Regions from separate parts of the Homo sapiens genome. Here region 2 is linked to region 1. The links are chromatin contacts, found by Hi-C in ENCODE. All regions are on one chromosome and are shown on one strand. Each heading gives the region's core, a stretch centred on a gene start or an enhancer-like site at or near the end of the contact. The rest is flanking DNA. Distances are from core to core; before and after follow the strand shown. Region 1 holds the start of GLUD1 (glutamate dehydrogenase 1). Region 2 holds the start of KIF11 (kinesin family member 11).

Region 1 (4,834 bases), core at 1,441-3,940:
GCAACCTCTCTCCCTGGTTCAAGTGGTTCTCCCAAGTAGCTGGAACTACAAGCACTGCCCAACCCCCTCCCCGCCACCACGCCTGGCTAATTTTTGTAGGCCCCCCACCACGCTTGGCTTATTTTTGTATTTTTAGTAGAGACAAGGTTTCACTGTGTTGCCCAGGCTGGTCTCGAACTCCTGACCTCAAGTGATCCGCCCACTTTAGCCTCCTAAAGTGCTGGGATTACAGGCGTGAGCCACCTCCTTAGGCCCAATTCCACCTTCTTGAATTCAGGTGAACAAGTCACAGAAGAAGCAAAGTTAAACATTTATTTTTCTGAAGGCTAAGGTTATAAAGAACAACAAAAACAATAAAACTAAGCTTTTAAAGATTTTTCCTCAGAACATAAACAAATAATTTAATCCAAAAAGAAAAATATTTCCATGTTTACTGATGCTAATCATTTTATTCTGAAACTCCGTGGGTTTTTTGCAGGAGTGGGGGATTGCAATGTAAGAGAGTAAAACGATAATACATCCAGAAAAAAGGAAATTTGATACCTTAATCTTTTGACCATCAAGGAAAATTCAGGATTCAGGTCAGAGTACATTTTTCACTGAAAAACACAGTGCAAATACAATTAATGACAATGACTTATTTAGCAAGTAAGGTAAAATATAAGTTCCACCTGTATGAAAAGATAATTTTGACTTTGAGAGTACACTTAGATGAATGTCATTTAACAGATCCAGGTTGTCACCTTATATTTTACACAATATTTCGAGAACTAAGAACTTTCTCTTCCATATTCTAAAAGATGAATAACATGAACATATCGGGAAGCACCATCGTTTTGCAGGTCCAATGGGTGTCATTTTAAAACCACCCAAGTACACTGAGACCGCTAACGCTAGTAATGTGGTGTTTGGCAGCTAGTTTTAATGACTGTCATTAGAGCTTTATTTTTTATTTTCTTTTTATAGAGACGAGCCCAGGCTGGTCTTGAACTCCTGGCCTCAAGCGATCAGCCTGCTTTGGCCCCCAAAGTGCTGGGATTACAGGCGTGAGCCACCGTGCCAGCCTCGTTAGTTTGAAAAGCACCAAAAGCTATCCATAGGAATGTGAACTTTAGCATTTCCTATCAAGTATGTATAAATACATAACTGAACCCTCATACAGCATAAAGCTTATAAATCATATACTGAGGCCAGGCGCGGTGGCTCACGTCTGTAATCCCAGCATTCTGGGAGGCCTAGGCGGGCGGATCACTTGAGGTCAGGCGTTGGAGACCAGCCTGGCCAGCACAGCGAAACCCCGTCTCTACTAAAAATGCAAAAATTAGCCGGGCGTGGTGGCGCGGGCCTGTAATCCCAGCTACCCCGAGGCTGAGGCAGGAGAATCGCTAGAACGAACCCAGGGAGGTGGAAGCTGCAGTGAGCCGAGATGGTGCCACTACACTCCCGCCTGGGCGACAGAGCAAGATTCCATCTCAAATAAATAAATAAAATAAAAAATAAATCATATACTGAACCATTTAACAAATACATATATTCCTGAGAAAGAATTTCCTGGGGGCATTATCGCATTTCTAGTTTCCTTATTTTAGACTATTTCAGAGGGAGATAGGGTCTCCCTCTGTTGCCCAGGCTGGGGTGCAGTGGAGCTATCGTAGCTCACTGCAGCCTCGAACTCCTGGGCTCAAGCCATCCTCCAGCCTCGACCTCCCAAAGTGCTAGGACTAAAGGCGTGAGCCACCGCGCCGGGCCGGAGCCTCTGTCTGCAAAGGTGAAGCAGTCAGTACTGTGGGGCGACACAACCACGACGTGCGTAACTATGCGATCTCCACACTGCGGAGCAGTTGAACGGGACAATAAAAGCTCGCGTGGTGAGAGCTTGTGGGCGAGTGACTCCCTTCCAGCTCACGCCAGCCACGCATAATCCAACTCCGGGTGCCACGCCGCTCTCTGCAGCCCTGGCTGGTGACGCCGAGCCCTCAGCCCGGCCTTACGCGGCGGCGGCTCTGCCTCGCTTTCCTGCCCACGTGTCAGCCCCTGCACGCCCGGCCCCGGCCTGAGGCCGCCAGAGGACAGGCCAGGGTGGGCCGCCCGTTCCGAGGGCGCGCGGGCGGAAAGGAGGGGCGCCCGTGACTCACATGACCCGGTCCCCGACCAGACCGCCAAGCCTCACCCACGCGGCGCTCGGGGGGACTCGGCCTCTGAGCGCCCTACAGAGGCCAGCCCCCGACCCCGACCTCCCTGGGCTACCCCCAACCCCCCTGAGGGACCCCCGCGGCGCACATACCTGAGAGCCCCGCCGGAGGCGGGTGCGGCCTCCGGGCAAATCCGGCCGCCCGTGGGCCCGCCCCGACCCGCCCCGACCCGCCCCGACCTTCCCCTCCCTGCCCCTCCCGTCCGTTCCCCTCCACTCTCCTCCCCGCCCTTCCTCTCCCCTCCCCTCCCTTCCCCACTGGCGCGCGAGCGTGCGCGCCGAGCCCGCCCGCGCCTGCGCGCCCCCGACGCCCCGCCGGCGCGCGCTGCCGCCAGCGAGGCCCGGGGAGGCCGCGGCGGAGGCGGAGGCCCGGCGCCCTGGGCGGCGCCCTGTCCCCGAAGTCCGTCCTCCCCGTTAGGTGGCGAGCGCCCGAGGGGAGGGGACAGCCGGGCAAGCAGGAAGCTGCGGCTTAAAAGGGCAACCCGCGCGGGACCCTTCCTCCCTAGTCGCGGGGAGTCTGAGAAAGCGCGCCTGTTTCGCGACCATCACGCACCTCCCCTCCGCTTGTGGCCATGTACCGCTACCTGGGCGAAGCGCTGTTGCTGTCCCGGGCCGGGCCCGCTGCCCTGGGCTCGGCGTCCGCCGACTCGGCCGCGTTGCTGGGCTGGGCCCGGGGACAGCCCGCCGCCGCCCCGCAGCCGGGGCTGGCATTGGCCGCCCGGCGCCACTACAGCGAGGCGGTGGCCGACCGCGAGGACGACCCCAACTTCTTCAAGATGGTGGAGGGCTTCTTCGATCGCGGCGCCAGCATCGTGGAGGACAAGCTGGTGGAGGACCTGAGGACCCGGGAGAGCGAGGAGCAGAAGCGGAACCGGGTGCGCGGCATCCTGCGGATCATCAAGCCCTGCAACCATGTGCTGAGTCTCTCCTTCCCCATCCGGCGCGACGACGGCTCCTGGGAGGTCATCGAAGGCTACCGGGCCCAGCACAGCCAGCACCGCACGCCCTGCAAGGGAGGTGAGCGTCGGCCGGGCCCCGTCCCGCCCTCCCTGCCTCCCCTGCGGCCCTCCCCTCCGGCCTCCTGCCGGTGCGGGGCCGCTGCTCAGCCCAGCCCAGCCCAGCTGGAGCGGGCCGGGTCCCCGCCCGGGTCACCCCGCCTCGGATGTGGCCGGCTCTGTGGATGGTGATTTTTCCGCCTTAAAATCATCATGCGATTGGCCTGCCCCCTCCCCCGCGCCGTCACCCCGGGCCTCTGTATATGCTGATCTTGCATGCAGAGTAGACGCTGCACCGGTCTCCTTTTGGTCCCGGTGTCTGTGTCACACACGGCGGGTCCTGCCGAAATGCACTTCTAGGAAAGGGAATGACCTGCCCGTGTGATAATGCCTCGTCAGTGTTCTTGGGCTTTTGTGAGTCTCCCCTAAATGCAAGCTGTCAAATTATTTTCTGGTATTTGTTCACTCCTGTTCCAATAGTGACAGATGATATCCGAACATAGAAAATGACTTGGCTTCTAAGTTTGAAATCTAGACAGTTTTATTAACCAAAGGAATTTACTAATCACGCGTTAATCGTTTCAATTAAGTAATTTTCCCATTCTGACAAGTTCTGTTTTATACCAAAAAAAAGGAAAAACACAAAAAAATCACAAGCAATGTAATATCTCTGACAAATAAACACCTGGCGTCCTGACAGTAAATTTACAGGTTGTAGGCTGCGGATGGCCAGCCAGCCAATGGAATGAAATAGCTCTGGGGGTGTGTACTGGTCCTGGCTAGCCCTGAATTTGAGCTTCAGGAAAAATATAGTACGTGAAGAAAGGGGTCAGATAATGTTTGGTAGTCACTGGGTTATCCTGTGGTTTAAATCATTTAATGTCTGTAGATTTGGCCTCTGTAGTCAGATTGCTTTCTTCGAGCAAATAAGAGCTTTTTTCCCCCCAATACATTGCATCATACCTCTTTAGTAACATAAAATGGAAAGGACAAACCACTTTTGTCTACTGTAAAAAAGAAAAATTATATGGAATAAAGAGCCCAGGGAGGCGAGGAGTCTTGTTGGAGGTGGATTGGCTGAGAAGCACAGAGGATGTTGGGCTAGACCCATGTCTCAGTAAACCTGGTTCTGTGGTCTTTCAGTTATGCCCGCTGACTTATGAGGATTTTTAGAAATCCTCTCTGTACCGGAAAAAACTTGAGCGGTGCTGGTGTTCCCAGCAGGGGGGACAAAGGTTGTTTTTAAAGATTTACTAAATTTGCATTGACCCCGCCCACTTCTAGGACTTAACTTTGGAGCTTAATTATCCCCTAGCTCTGGTTGCCTCAGCCAAAACCAATGTTTGAACCACTTTGACCTCTGATTTCCTTTCTAGCTTCAAAATTGTATAAAATGTACACACCGTCAGTCTCCTACATTTGCCTGCCTTCTTCCTACCACTCCCTTATTATCCAAACCAGGAAAACAAGTTCAGACTCCAAAGAAAGGCAAATAAGGATGTTGGAGGAAGTTCAGGCAATGTTTAGCAAATATTGAGTTGCATCGTTTTCTTAAAACGGACATCAAGTTTATTTTTTACTATCTTGCTGGCAGCATTTGCCAGTCCTTTAAAAGGTGTACAGATAAATCAGTGTATGTGGTTTTCTG
Region 2 (4,834 bases), core at 1,599-4,098, 5.5 Mb before region 1:
TGACATATGAAGGGACAAGCAAAATGTGGTATATACATATAATAAATACTATGCAGCCTTAAAAAGGAAGAAAACCCTGACATTTGCTACAACATGGTCCAACCTGGAGGACATTATGCCTAAGTGGAATGAGCAAGTCACAAAAGGATAAATACTGTATTATGACTCCACTTTATGAAGTACTTAGAGTAGTCAAAATCATAAGACAGTCGAATGGTAGGTGTCGGGTTGATGGGAGAGGGAAATGGGGAGTTATTGTTTAATGTGTATAGAGTTTCAGTTTTTCATGATGAAAAGAGTTATGGAGATGGATGGTAGTAATTGTTGCAGAATATTATGTATTTAATATCACTGAACTGTACACTTAAAAGTGGTTAAGATGTTAAATTTTATATTATGTGTGTTTGAAAATGACTTTTTAAATTGGGAAAAAAATAGGGGATGGAATAGGAGGGACATAAGAAAGAGAACCAGTAGCGCATTATGTAGGGATCTGTAAACTTTAACCTGTGGGTCAAACCTGGCCCCTGCCCTGACAGATTTAAGAATGATTTTTACAGTTTTAAAGTGTTCTTAAAAAAAAAAAGATCAGAAAATAATGTGACAGAAACCACATGTAAAGGGGTACAGTAGCTCACGCCTATAATCCCAGCACTTTGGGAGGCCAAGGTGGGTGGATTCTCTGAGGTCAGGAGTTCGAGACCAGCCTGGCCAACATGGTGAAACCCCATCTCTACTAAAAATACAAAAATTAGCCAGGCATGGCGGTGTGCGCCTGTAATCCCAGCTACCTGAGAGGCTGAAGTGGGAAAATTGCTTGAATCCGGGAGGCGGAGGTTGCAGTGAGCTGAGATTGCACCACTGCACTACGGCCTAAGAGAGCGAGACTCCGTCTCAAAAAAAACTGATAAACCACATGTGATCTGCAAAGCCTAAAGTATTTAAATAAAATAAATATTTATTTCTCTGGGCCCTTTACAGAAAAGGCTTACCAACCCCTGAGGACCTCGCAACTCATAAGTTGCCTATTTACTAAAGCTTAATGCTTAATGACAGACGCACCAGGAAGGCTATTTGAAAGAAAAAGGCTAATCTGAAAAAAAAAATCTCTTTACACAAAAATTATTGTAAATATTAGACACAAGCAAAGAACTATTCTATTCATTGGTGATAAAGTAAATCTCTTCTAAGACTTGAAATGTATACGGATCATAAACATCAAGTTCAAGATAATGGTTAACAGTGGCTGGAGGAAAAGGGATGGAGAGGGAAAAGGGGGGCTCCAGCAATGATTGTTTTGTTTCTTAATCTGGGTGATGAATATACAAATGTTTATTACATTGTTCTTAATAACTTTTTGTAAGTCTGAAATATTTTGTAACTAACATTAAAAAAGAAATTAAATAAATGCATACGGAAAAGGTAATATTGCCTGGTTTTATTAAACAACCAAAATAATTTTAAAATTTGCACTTGTTATATGCACTGCATTTTTAAATAAAAATCTTCAAACAACTAACTACTAACAGAAGCCCCAGAGTACAACAACTAGTAAGTGTCACTGGCTAGACTTAAGATTGCCACCCAATTTCCTCTCTGACACCTTGTTTAGAAACCTAGTCATCACCTTCGATATCCACAATTCAAGTTACCAGGGCTGAGTAAACAATAGCCTAAGAAAGTTTGTTGATACAAGTTTTTCTAAAAAATAACCTTTTAATTTTAGAATACTTTGGGGTTTACAGAAAAGTTGCAACAGCAACTGTTAACAGCCACAAAAACGGACACACAAAACACACATACTCAGTAAACTGTGGAGAGCCTCTAAAAAGTTGAATAAATCAATTCTAACTAAGCAGCAGTTTCTAGCTTATTTTAAAATTGGGAAGTTATTTGGAAACCAGTCAGGGGAGGGCCGAACACCCCTCCACATCCCTTTATCTCGAAATATCCGTTTAGTTTGGTCTATGAACAAACACGCAGATGAAAGGGAAAACTGCAGCACAATCAGAAATTTACACTAGCTTAACTTGTCTTGATCTTTTAAAAAACATAAACTCACTTTATTAATTTTTAATGTTTAAAGACAGAGATGTTTACTTGTTTAGTAGGGATGCAGAAAATATTGCATCTAGAATAAAGAGAACAGTGATTGATTGCTTTTTAGAGGTAATAATACCAACGTAAGTGCTTAACCATCTGCAAAATAGGTATTCAGTCTTACTTCCAAACTGACAAACTACATGAAGTAGCATATAAAAGTGACACCTACATCTTTATTGACTATAGTTTAAACATAAGAACGCACTTTTCAGTATGGAACAGTGATCAAATCAAACATGTTATTTTCTCCTAAAAACCACATACACACAGCAACCGGGTGTCATTTTTATTGAACAGAACGCGGAGAACCAAGAAACTGGGACCCTCAGGAAATGCAAATAAAATCCCTCTCCCTGGACCGCGCAGTAGGGGGCCCAGCAGCGAAGCCGCAGCGCTCGGAATCCTGTCAGCCCTCTCCCTACCTGCATCTCACCACCACCTGGATGTTCTTCCCCTTCTCCTCTTTCTTCTTCGCAGACGAATTTGGCTGCGACGCCATGACGGTCCCCGCCAAAAAATCAAGGCCCGGCCGCGGACCTGGGCGCTGTGAGGGGCGGAGGGGCTTGGCGGCCGACAGGGGCCGGAGTCTCCCTGGTCCCTCTCGGGCGCTGGCGTGGCCTGGAGGACCGACGCACGCAGGTCGGCGTCCCCGCTCTCTACCCGGTACTCTGGCCGTGGCGTTTGTCCCGCGCCAGTCGGAGCCGCCAAATCACTAATCTCGTCTCCGCCCGAATCCCCAGAAACTAAGCAACGACTCGGCGCCTCAATTTGAAAAAGAGACAGAGTAGCCGGACCAATGGCTGCGCTGGCGCGCAAGGCACCATGGGATGCAGTATCCTCACTGGAGCCCCGCCCCCGGAGCGTGGCCTACGGGAACGTAAAGAGGTGGTCTGTCTGCTTGCTCCGGAACTTGGTAGTCCAGAGCCGAGACGCTAGAATTGAGTGTGGAACTTTTAGCGTAGCGTGGCTCAACTTACATAACGTCCCTAGCCCAAAATTCCCTCAGCTGCAGAGAGGAAATAATAGTAACCATCTCAGAGGGTTAGGGTGAGAATTAATGAGCTTGTGGAAGTAAATAGATTGGAATATATGGTAAGCACTCGCCATGATTATAATTATTAGAGAATTGTAAGAGAGGGCAGTAGAAGCACAGAAGAGAGGTCCAAAGCGAGCCGCCATCCCGGAGGCAGAGACCAGAATAGTCTTTGTGTGTGTGTGTGTGTGTGTGTGTGTGTGAGAGACGGAGTCTTGCTCTTGTCACCCAGGCTGGAGTGCAGTGGCGCGATCTCGGCTCATTGCAACCTCCGCCTCGCAGGTTCAAGCGATTCTGCTGCTTCAGCCCCCGAGTAGCTGGGATTACAGGTGCGTGCCACCACGCCCGGCTAATATTTGTATTTTCAGTAGAGATGTGGTTTCACCATGTTGGCCAGGCTGGTCTCGAACTCCTGACCTCAGATGATCCACCCGCCTCGGCCTCCCAAAGTGCTGGGATTACAGGCGTGAGCCACCGCGCCCGGTCCAGAATAGGCTTGAAGAATAATTAATGTTGGGGCCCGGTGGCTCAGGCCTGTAATCCCAACACTTTAACGGGCCGAGGTAGGACGATAACTTAAGTTCCAGGAGTTTGAGACCAGTCTGGGCGACATAGGGAGACCCCCCTCCCCGCGCCTCCCAACGGGTCTCAACAAAAAATAGAGGGGAAAAAATAGCCTGGTGTGGTGATGCGTGCCTTTTGGTCCCATCTACTCGGGATGCTGAGGAAGAAGGATCGCTGAACACGGGAGATAGAGGCTGCAGTGAGCCGGGATTATGTCGCTGGATTACTCCAGCATAGGCGACAGAGCAATGCCCTTTCTCAAAAAGAAAATAATAATAATAATAATTAGGAAGTGTTAAGCGATAAGGCTACTACAGGTTCCAAATCGTGATGAAATGGACACTGGACGCCATTTGGAGGACTCTGAATTTATCCTTTAGTCATCATCTCTAAGTGACTCCAGGCAAGAAAGCAGGGTCCGCCTCGATTTTAGAACGACTGCACTGACCGAGTGACGCAGGCCGCGGGTGCGCTGCGCTCCCCGTTTCTGCGCGGCGCAGCGGGCGGTGGCATCTCAAGGAAGCTGCGCAAACATCCGCCGCCCCGGCCTACGGATCCCAGCATGCAGCGCTCGCTGGGGCCTGCGCGCCGTCGGTCACCTCCGGCCTGCTGCGGGAGAACTTTTCGGCGTCTTGGCAGTGCCTGGCGTGACTCGACCGCTGTAGGTGTGGTACGCCGCACCAGGAAATACTGAAACAGGAGCCTATTGTTATGAATAACTTTTAAAATCTTAAGGAAATTGAACACTTGAACAAAGGATTTTTAGCAAAGCAATTTTATTTTTGCGCAGAGGGGTGCCTTTTTGGCCAGTCGCCTTGAGAGCACACCTGAACAAAGGGGCAGGAGTCTATTTTTGACGCAAGTCCTGCCCCTGTATCTTTTTCCCATTGGCTGGGGTCGGGTCGTATAATCTAAACTAATCCCGGTTGGCTAAACATTTGATTTTTTTTAGCTAAGGTGGGTACTTAAAAGAAAGCGGACAGGAAAGGGGAAGGGGTGTCTGTAATGAGCTAAAAAGTTAGTCCCTTCAAATAAGGAAAGGAATGTGAGCTGGTATTGATAAGGCCTAGTATTGTGGCGTGCCTGGGCATTTAACAAAAGCAAAAAAGGAGAAAAAGAGAAAAAAGGGAGGGT

Evidence for each region. A loop is a pair of places that touch in the nucleus more often than their neighbours do. Pooled maps may share reads with other maps.
Region 2: a map of CD8-positive, alpha-beta T cell shows a loop between it and region 1 (5-fold over the local background). The contact joins the promoter of KIF11 here to the promoter of GLUD1 in region 1. A Hi-C loop is called at or near these places in 2 of 168 maps with a recorded cell type or tissue (CD8-positive, alpha-beta T cell and naive thymus-derived CD4-positive, alpha-beta T cell) and 10 of 50 pooled maps.

What each region holds. Positions count from the first base shown.
Region 1 is chr10:87,092,699-87,097,532 of GRCh38, reverse strand. GLUD1 (glutamate dehydrogenase 1) reads left to right here and starts at 2,690. Exons shown (of 13, transcript NM_005271.5): 1 at 2,690-3,208. The coding sequence starts at 2,764. It overlaps SHLD2 (shieldin complex subunit 2), which reads right to left and starts at 2,327. Exons shown (of 10, transcript NM_001330112.2): 1 at 2,285-2,327; 2 at 544-599. RefSeq lists enhancers at 1,677-1,736, 4,141-4,678 and silencers at 1,779-2,036, 1,957-2,656, 2,777-2,916, 3,117-3,456.
Region 2 is chr10:92,591,144-92,595,977 of GRCh38, reverse strand. It overlaps KIF11 (kinesin family member 11), which reads right to left and starts at 2,848. Exons shown (of 22, transcript NM_004523.4): 1 at 2,526-2,848. The coding sequence starts at 2,602. RefSeq lists silencers at 2,444-2,513, 2,594-2,643 and enhancers at 2,111-2,862, 2,964-3,013, 3,044-3,233, 4,044-4,133.